Linked DNA regions of Homo sapiens: region 2 is linked to region 1. The links are chromatin contacts, found by Hi-C in ENCODE. All regions are on one chromosome and are shown on one strand. The core of a region is the stretch at or near the end of the contact, and the rest is flanking DNA. Distances in the headings are between cores, read along the strand shown.

What was found. A loop is a pair of places that touch in the nucleus more often than their neighbours do. Pooled maps may share reads with other maps.
Region 2: a loop to region 1 is called in a map with no recorded cell type, with 5 times the contacts of the local background. The contact joins the promoter of LRRC32 here to the enhancer-like site in region 1. A Hi-C loop is called at or near these places in 2 of 37 single-sample maps with no recorded cell type and 4 of 50 pooled maps.

The regions. Positions count from the first base shown.
Region 1 is chr11:77,447,263-77,452,204 of GRCh38, reverse strand. All of the region lies in intron 1 of PAK1 (p21 (RAC1) activated kinase 1), which reads left to right. Among named protein-coding and RNA genes, the nearest start is that of PAK1, 24 kb to the left of the region's middle. RefSeq lists enhancers at 2,711-3,140, 2,720-3,490. Within about 2 kb of position 3,069, at least 3 of the 41 ENCODE cell types and tissues checked have a DNase peak (open chromatin) inside an H3K27ac peak, as active enhancers do.
Region 2 is chr11:76,667,828-76,672,288 of GRCh38, reverse strand. It overlaps LRRC32 (leucine rich repeat containing 32), which reads left to right and starts at 1,542. Exons shown (of 3, transcript NM_001128922.2): 1 at 1,542-1,675. RefSeq lists silencers at 1,398-1,597, 1,658-1,787.

The DNA.
Region 1 (4,942 bases), core at 1,820-4,319:
CCTCACAGCGTTATCATTAGAATGAAATGTGAGATGCAGGGGAAAAAATGAAATGAAGACTTTAAAGTGGACGTGGCCAATTTACTTATGAATTTTTAGCTCCATCACTTATTAACTGTGTGATTTTGGGCAAGTCACTTAATTTCTGTGAACGTAGTTTTTTCTTTGTAAAATTGAGACAATAATAGCTCTCTTACAGGGTTGTTTTGAGGACATTAATATATATAAATGTAGGGGAAAAGAAATATTTTTCCCATTGCTATGTTCATGGCTGAGGCTCCTGTAGCAAAAGACATTAACGAGAGAGGTCGGGCGTGGTGGCTCACGCCTGTAATCCCAGCACTTTGGGAGGCCGAGGCAGGCGGATCACCTGAGGTCAGGAGTTCGAGACAGCCTGACCAAAATGGTGAAACCCCGTCTCTACTAAAAATACAAAAAATTAGCCGGGCGTGGTGGTGGCGCCTGTAGTCCCAGCTACTCGGGAGGCTGAGGCAGGAGAATGGCATGAACCCAGGAGGCGGAGCTTGCAGTGAGCAGAAATCGTGCCACTGCACTCCAGCCTGGGCGACAGAGCAAGACGCCGTCTCAAAAAAAAAACAAAAAAAAACAAAAGACATTAACGAGAGAAAAGCAAGCAAATATATTTAATACAAGTTTTACATGACATAGGAGCCTTCATAAGGAAATGAGGATGCAAAGAAACAGGCAAACTTGTGTATTTTTATGTTTAGGTTTGATGGAAGAAGTGGGTAGTCTTGGAGAAATATGATTGGACAAAGGCGGTATGATGTAATGGTAATAGGATCAGGGTTGGAGGGAACTTAGCAAGGCTGGTTTGTTCAGATTTTTCTGTATGTCCCTGTGTCTTCAGAGAAAAATGAGGCTTTCCTCTGGGAATAAGGAGGGTACCTCTTGAATGAGGATCTGATTACCTGCTTCAGGGGAGAAGGGTGAGGGGAAGCTGAGAGTGAGAATACTTTCTTGCGTCTGCTGTTTTCTCATATGCTAAGATGTCATATTTTGGGGTAGCATGTCTTGAACCCCATTATAAAGAATCAAAGTGGTGGCTGGAACATAATAGGTAGTCAGTAAATGTTTGAGATATTCTCAGAAGACTTAGTTCTGTCTTCTCAAATGGTTTCCCTAAAGTCTTAAAATAAATACATCAGAACTTCTTGTTCTGTGGTTTTAAAGTGTTTTGTGGAGTTTGATTCCAGAGGCTATAGGTGGTGTAAGGTATGAGCTTTGCTGTTAGTCAGATTTCCATTCTAAACTCCTGTGGCACATAGGCAAGCTCTTCTGCCCAGAGAAGGGCCTCTAGAGATGGCAGGTTTTGTGGTAAATGGATTGAAAAAGAGGAGGAGGAAACTTGGTAACTGGGAAACTTGGGTCACTTCTGCAGGCAGTTGCAGCCCACTGAATAGCAGTATGTCAGGACCTTAGTGGTGAAACCATTTTTCATTGTGATCTCTGTCTCTGTTATTCTAAGTGTCTCAAAAACTGGAACCATGTCTAAGTCCTCTGCTGTTTCAACACCTGACCCACAGTAGATATGCCAATGTATTTTTTTGAAATAATATCTATCTAAAGTGGAGAACTTCTGTGGCCCATAGAGTTCCATAAATCCCTAATGGCTCCTAATTCTTCACCCCAGCTTCACCTTGCAGAGATATTTGTATTTAACAAGGATTTTCTAGTCTTTAATCATAAGGATTTGCAGGATTTCAGGTCTTGGGTTTTTTAGGCCTTGCTCTGCTGCCTACTTCCCTTTGCAAATATGGTCAGGCCAGACAGCTATTTCCTTCATCCCTAGTCATTGTGTGGGACCTGCCAGGTTCTTTCGGGTTTTTAATGCTGGGGTGGTATTTGTGGCTTTAATGCACAAGAGTTGGGGAGCATGAAACCCACATGATCAGGTAAACATCATTCTCTCAGTGGGTCCAGGGTTATGAGAAAACATAATGCTGGGATGTTCTTTCTTCCCAACTCTACCCCTAGAATTGATACTTTTATGTAAGCCATTAATTCAGTAAATACCTTCTGAGCATATATACTGTGGATCAGACATTCTGCTGGGTGCTTTAAATAATTATCTTTCCAAATACTCACAAGTTAATACTTTGAGTTAGACTGAGGGTATTGCCTTCAATTTCGCAGAAAAGGAGTCTGAAGTTTAGATGAAAGGAAATGACTTGCCTTAGCTAGTAAAGGGCAGACCCAGGATTTGAAACCAAGTCTTCATGACTAAAAGATAATCATTGATTGTCATGCTTGTCTATGCTTTCAGAATGGGAAGCTCCTTGAAGATGCATGTCTGATTGAATTTTTGCTCCCTGTTCTCAGCACAGGGGCTAAAACAGAATTTTTAAAAAATTGAATATGTAATACATTGGAAAGTCCTAGATAGAATAGGGGAATTGGGGTGAGGGTATTGAGAAACTGTTTCCTAGTCCACATTATTTCCCTGGAGAAGCTCCAGTCCTTAGGGTGATTTTTTTTTTTTTTTTTTTTTTACCTATAGGATTGAAAAGGAAAGCATTATTCATTCCAGCAACCCATAAGGAAAACTAACACAAACATTGTAATGCTTTAAAGATCTTCGTGTCTCATTGGGAAAATAACACCTCCTTCACTGTGTTATTTTGAGGAAAAGTGAGATGATAAAAGAGTCTGCCTGAACTCTAACGTTTTATGTTAAGTTGTTTTCATGCCTGGCTTTACCTGCCCTATCCCCTTTCTGGGCTTCAGTTTCTCTATGTGTACAGTGAGATGTTGAACTGAATGGTCTTGCTGCTCTTCCTTCCTTCATTAACATGAGAACAGATAGTTGATGCCTCTGATGTTCATGTTGTTCCCATTGCCCTTTTCTCTTTAAGCGCACTGCCTAGTTTCCTTTAAAGTCGTTGCCTTCTTTAGTTTTCTTTTTAAGCTGTTTCTGTGTGGGCTAGTGTTCCCTTTTGAGGTTGAATTGAATTGTGTAAGGCCTCAGGAAGTGGTGGAAGCACCTTCCTCAAACCTGGTTGCACCAAAGGCCCATCAAGTCAAGTCTTGTCCCCAAAGAGGAAGAGAAAGCCTGGGGTTCTTAGCCCAGGCTAAGATTGAAGGAGTTTCTCTTTCGAGCTTTCTGGGTTAATTTCAAAACGTACAGGAGGGACATTTTCTTTTAAATTTCAAACACTCACCCTGTATATCATTAATATTCCTTAGCCATTTTTGTATAATATCATTTTTTAATTTCTATCCACCTTCTTAAATCTGTCCCTTGGGTCAGACAAAATGAATTCAACCTTTCCTCCACATGACAATTCTTTATAATCACAATAGTGATTTTATTACTGTTCTTCTCCAGCTAAATAGTTTCAAGAGTTTCTCAAATGACTACCTCTTTTTGCCTATTATACCACTTTGCTTTCCACAAAAAACTTCCCATGGGTAGTCCCTTCCTCATGCTAATCTTATTTCTGGTTCTGTATAACCTATCACTTCTTTGTAAGTTTTCACACTATTGCTGAAATAAGCCAAACATTCTTTCTCATGTTCCCTTAACTTGGGTCTCATAGCATTTTGTTTGTTTAACATGTTTTCCTTTGCTTGCTGTCCTTACACTCAACAACCTTCAAGACCAAGTTCAAATATCTGTCTCTGATGCCTTCTCTGACATTGTCCTCCTGTGCCAGGCAGAATTAGTATTTCTTCCTTCAGTGTTTATGTGTTACTCTGTTGTAATGGCTATGACATCATTTCTTATATTATATTTGTACTGTGTTATATTTTGTGTTGTACTGTATTGTAATTAATGTAATTTGTATATTCTACCTCTCCTTAAACACTTCTTCAAAACAACCCTTCCAAGGTTAGAAATACGTAGCAAATACCAGGTGGTCAATAAAAGAGGAAAGTACCACGCATTGAGTAACTTACTGCTGTGCAAGTTGCCTAATAAATATTCCCAATCCTCACAACAGGTCTCTGACATATTTTTCCATTTTTTCCCATATGAGTCTCCCATTTTACATATGAGGTAATTGAGGTCCAGAGAGATTAAATGATTAATTTCTGATCTCACAGCTGGTAACTCAGACAGAATTGGGATTCAAACCCAAGCTTGCTGATTCCAAAGCTTGAGTTGTGTTTGGAACTATTCTTCTGACTCCTAATTCAGTATTCTTTCTGTGCACATCAAAAACACACAAATTGAGTATGTAGATGTGTTTAATGCAGTGATGGACTAGAGTTCAAATGGGAGTGTGGTGGAATGAGGAGCAAATAGCTGTGGTACTCTCATAATTGTGTATTAAGAAATAGCCCTAGAGTTATTAATGCCTTAATTGCAACTGTAGGCAATTCTGTAATTTGGCATTTTAAAATGAATCTATTTTGGCTGGGCATGGTGGCTCACGCCTGTAATCCCAGCACTTTGGGAGGCTGAGGTGGGCGGATCACCTGAGATCAGGAGTTTGAGACCAGTCCGGCCAACATGATGAAACCCCCGTCTCTACTAAAAATACAAAAATTAGCTGGGCGTGGTGGTGGGCGCCTGTAATCCCAGCTACTTGGGAGGCTGAGGCAGGAGAATCGCTTGAACCCGGGAGGTGGAGGTTGCAGTGAGCTGAGATCGTGCCACTGCACTCCAGCCTGAGCGCGAGACTTCCCCTGAAAAAAAAAAAAAGAATCTGTTTCATCTTGTTAGCAGATATAACAACACCTACCTTTGGACATGTTCTGTTCTAAAAAGGGATGAAAAGCTGCTTCTCTCACACTACCACGGGCAAGATAGATGAGCTCAGCTTTGACTTGAAACAGTGTTAGTGCTTATGAAATCTTTCGCCTCCAAGTTTTGTCCTATTTTTGTTAGGTGCTGGTAACCTACCTTTCAGAGCTATAGAATCAGACAATGGGAATAATGGGATTCTTATCCCAACTATTTGAACAGGTTCTCACC
Region 2 (4,461 bases), core at 293-2,792, 780 kb after region 1:
ACTAGAGACCAGAGAGGGGGCTGGATGGACCAGCTAGGACCCTGTGGACATAGATCTGAGGCCTTGGGTGGCTGGGAGGGAAGGGAAAGAGGTTTGGATACCCTTCGCAGGCCCTGCTGAGAGATTCCTTACCTGCACCTCCTGCCCATCCCCTCACTGCAGCTCAGGCCTCCTCCTTAGGGAAGCCTTCCCTGATTTCCTCTTCTAAGACTAGGTCAGGCCCCTATGGCACCTGCTATCATGGCTTGTCCTCTCTGGGTTGACCCCATCTCCCCAGATCCATCTCCACAGTGGACTGAACAGGGGTAAGAAAAGGCAGTAACTGTAGAGACTTCAGGGAATCCCGCTTCTGAGCCCAGCCTTACCCTGATTTGCCACAAGGCCCTGGGTGGTCACTTTCATGCATGTAAAATGGGGCACCCTGCCCCACTCTCAGGGCTGGTGACGATCAGGGAAGAGAAACACTGTGGAAGAGGCCCCTTCTACACTTGGAACCAGGACCTGGAGGACAGCCAGGGCCCCTCTCTTCTAGGGACCCGCATACTAGAGTCCACAGGCAGCAAGGCAGGGTACCTGTGATTTGGTAGGGTCAAGGCATCTAGAAGAGAGGTGGCTTTGGGAAAGATCTGCTTCAACCTCCAATCTAAATGACAATACCGCCACCCCATATTTGCACAGTACTTTAAAAATTCGGGCAAGATAATGCCCAAACTGAATCAGACTTAGCTTTATGAACAGATTGGGCTCAAATCACTGATTCTTATTAGCTGTGTTGACTTTGGACACGCCATTTAACCTTTTCTGAGCCTCAGGTTCCCCAGCTATAAATAGGGACCTTACTAGTCTCAGACAATTGGTTTTCATGTGTACACACTGCCCCCACCCCTAGCCTCAGCTTCTCCATCCGAAAACAGGACTTTGATGGTGCCGTTTCACAGGCTGTTGAAGGGTCCCGCAGATGATGGAGGAGTACGGGTCCAGACACTAGAGCACAATCCGGAGAGGAAAAGTGACCTGCCAGGACCCACCAGAGTGGACGGCTTGGTGCGGGGAACCCCCTCCGCGGCCGCCCCAGGGCCAGCGAAGGGTCATTTCCTTCCGCATTCAGCCCCGCCGTCACCTCGCCTGTTTGCCCCCGCGTTAAGTGCGGCGGCGCCAGCAGCTGGGAAATCGGGGCCAGGCCGGATTTCCTCTGTGGACCTGCGGCTCCTAGAGCCACCGCGCCCCCCTCCGGACCCCGCGGGGCCGCGAACTGCACGTGCGGCGGCCGCTGGGATGGGCCTCGCTCCCACGGCGCTTCCTCTGCAACCCCTCTCCCTCCCGCCCTCTCATCCCCCCACACTGGGCCCCCGCCCCTTCCCGGCCGAGGTCCCAGGGTGGTGAAGATGCTTCGCCGCCCCACCCCACTCCGCCCCCGCCGGCTCCGGATAAACCGAGGCACGGGGCCAGGCGCTAGGACCCCACGGCCTCGCCAGAGGGGGGCGTGGCGGGGCGGGCCGGCGGGAGAGGTATTTAAATTGCAGCCGGAGCGCGGGGGCTCCGGTGGGGCAGCTGAGCGGCCTGCTCCTCCTCGGGCCGTGACCCCGGGGTCTGGCGCGGGGTGGGACCCGGGGGCGGGTTTGCGCAAAATGTGCCGAGACTGCCCGGGAGAGGAGCTGCGGCCGCGCTGAGCCAGGTAGGAGCCGCCGGGCAGGCGAGGCTGGCCGGCCCTCGGGGGGCGCACTGTCGCGCGCCTCTAGCGAGCGCAAGGCGGGGGCTGGTCCCAAGGGACGCCCCCCAAACACTCCCCTCCCGCCATCCCCACTGCGCGCGTGGAGCCGGGGCTGACCCTCCCTCGGTCCCTGGGAGTTCCCCAGCGCTCCTGTCTTGGCGGATCTTTCCCGCAAAGGGGTGAGGCCGGCCTTCCCATTTGACAGCTGGGAAAACAATGGCCTGAAGACCGTGACTTGCCCAGGAACACACAGCTAGGCAAGGGCAAACCGGAATTTGAATTCAGGTTTCCTGCAACGCTCCGATCCCAGCCAGGCGTGGGGCTGCCCATCCCACAGCACTAGATGGCCTGCCCATTTCTCGTAGTGGGGTAGGGGGCACCCACCGCTCTCCAAGGGGCTCTGAACCCAGCCTTCTTCATGGGTGGTAAGATGTGAGGGGCCCCCACCCCCACGCCGAGCTGCCTGAAATTCCGCCATCACAGCCACATTCCTTTGGGTTAAGGTCTAATTCCCCCGTGGGATGCACATGTCTCCAGAACGAGGCTTGCCCTTAGTGATTCACTGCTTGACAGGAACGTCCGCAGCAGCTCTCCCAGGACCCCACTCTGCCAGTAAGTCAGCTGAGGCCGAGAGGAGGGAGAGAGGACCTCAGAGGCCAGACTGTGAGCTAGTCTGCCCTGCTCCTGCGTGTGAGGGGTCGTTGGCAGGGCTTAGGGAAGGAGACCTTGATTTGGTATAGTGGGAACATTTGCTTTGGAGACAGATGAACTGGATTCTGATCGTGACCCTGCTATTTTCTCCTTGTGTGACTTTGGGTAAGTCACTTCTCTGAGCCTCCTTTTCTTCATGGGCAAAAAAAAGACAGTTCTATTGGGGGCAGTCGGCTCAGCATGTGCTGGAGAAAACACAGTATTCAGGTCATGTAGAACTGGATAAATCCCAGCTCCAAAGCCCTTATGAGCTGGGTAACTCTGGGGGTAAGTCACTTCACTTTCCGGAAACTGTTTTCTCATCCGTAAAATGGGAATTACAGTAATTTCCTCAATAGGTGATTGTGAGAATTAAATGAGATGATATAGGTCAAGTGCTTAGAAGACTAACATCCTTAAATGTAGGGGTGGGCTTATTGTGGTAGTAGTCATTGCCCCCCGTACCCCTGCTCTTTCTCTCTCACTCTCTCTCTCTCTCTCACACACACACACACACACACACACACACACACACACACACATTCTTTGGCACTTTTCTGAGTTGGACTCCTGAGAGTCCGACTCTCCTGCCTCCTCTTGCCCAGGCCACTTGTCTGCAGGCTTGGGGCCTCCCCACTGAGCACACCTCACCTGGGATGCTCAGCCCTGCGAGGGTCACTGTGTCAGCTGGGAAGGACAGTGAGGATGCAGGGCACCTTCGCCACCATTCTTTGCCTGATCATCACAATAGTTGGGGTTGGCCAGTGGCAGAACTGGAACCCAGCTGCCTACCCTGCAGACAGGACACTGGGGCACCAAGAAAGGAAGGGACTTACCTTAGGGAGCAGAGCTGGTGAGTGGTGGGCTTTGGATGCAAGCCTGGGTCTAAGTGACACCGTCCTCCTTTTTGAGAGAGAGTAGTCTTTAAATGCTACACCCTGTACTTGGGCACCACTGAGGAGGGCCCACAGCTGAGGGGCCCTTCCCGTCAGATGCCAGGACAGAGTGCCCATGTGCTGCAGGGACGATCCCTTCTGGATGTGCACAGGGCCACCTTGGGGATAGAGTGGGGTTTGGCAGAGGAAGGGGAAATAAGGGCCTAGGACCCTTCCTTGTCCTCACCTGGCACTCACCACTCAGTCCACTGCAGCTGAGCTTCTGCCCTGATTTTGCCACTTGTTCACTAGTCTTTAGTGAGTACCTACTTAGTAGGCCCCTGTTCCCACATGATAAGAAATAAATGATGAGGAAATGATAAATGTGGGAAAACAATGACATGTGTGAGGAGCTGAGGAAGAGCATTCAGGGAGAGGAAACTGCAGGAGCAAAGGCCCTGTGGCAGGAATGAATTTGCTGTGTTGAAGGAACAGCAGGAAAGCTGGAATGTGGTGAGGGAAGGGAAAATGGGCAAGAGTCAGAGAGGAGACTGTGGATAGCCTGGATTTTCTTGGAGATTTTCAAACAGAAGAGGTTTAGGATCTGACAGATGATTTTATATTATCACTCTGGCTGCTAGGTACAGGACAGATTATAAGAGGTCAGGGTGCTGTGGTCAAGGCCAGGATTGGGGTGGCGTCTCGGTCTGTGGCAGTGATAAGAGGGAAGTAGGAAGATCCGGGGTCTCTTTCAGGGAGAGCAGTCAGAGCCCACTGACGGCATGGATGGGTGAAGGGAACGTTGCAGAGAGGTGAAGGGAGAGCCAAGGAGAACTGCTCTCAGTAACGACCCCATGTCACCGAGACTCCTAGTGTCGGTTTTCTGTCCGCTGCTGACCTGTTGTGTGCTGTGAGATGCATCTTAAAGGATGGTGAGCCCCTCTCTAGGGGCACTTCCCATGGGAGGGGGTGGGGCCCAGTAGCCACGGAGGGCTTGGTGCTGTGCTCACTGGAAGCTCAGGGGCTCTGGGAGGACTGGAGGACATAGTCCAGACTTGGGGAACCAAAGAAGGCCTCTTGGCCCATCTAAGCTGGGACCCCAAGGATGAGGAGGTCTTTAGCAGAAGAGGAGAGGGGAGAAAGTGAAGGTTTGGGGCAGTGAAAATCTGCTCAGGGAACTGAAGG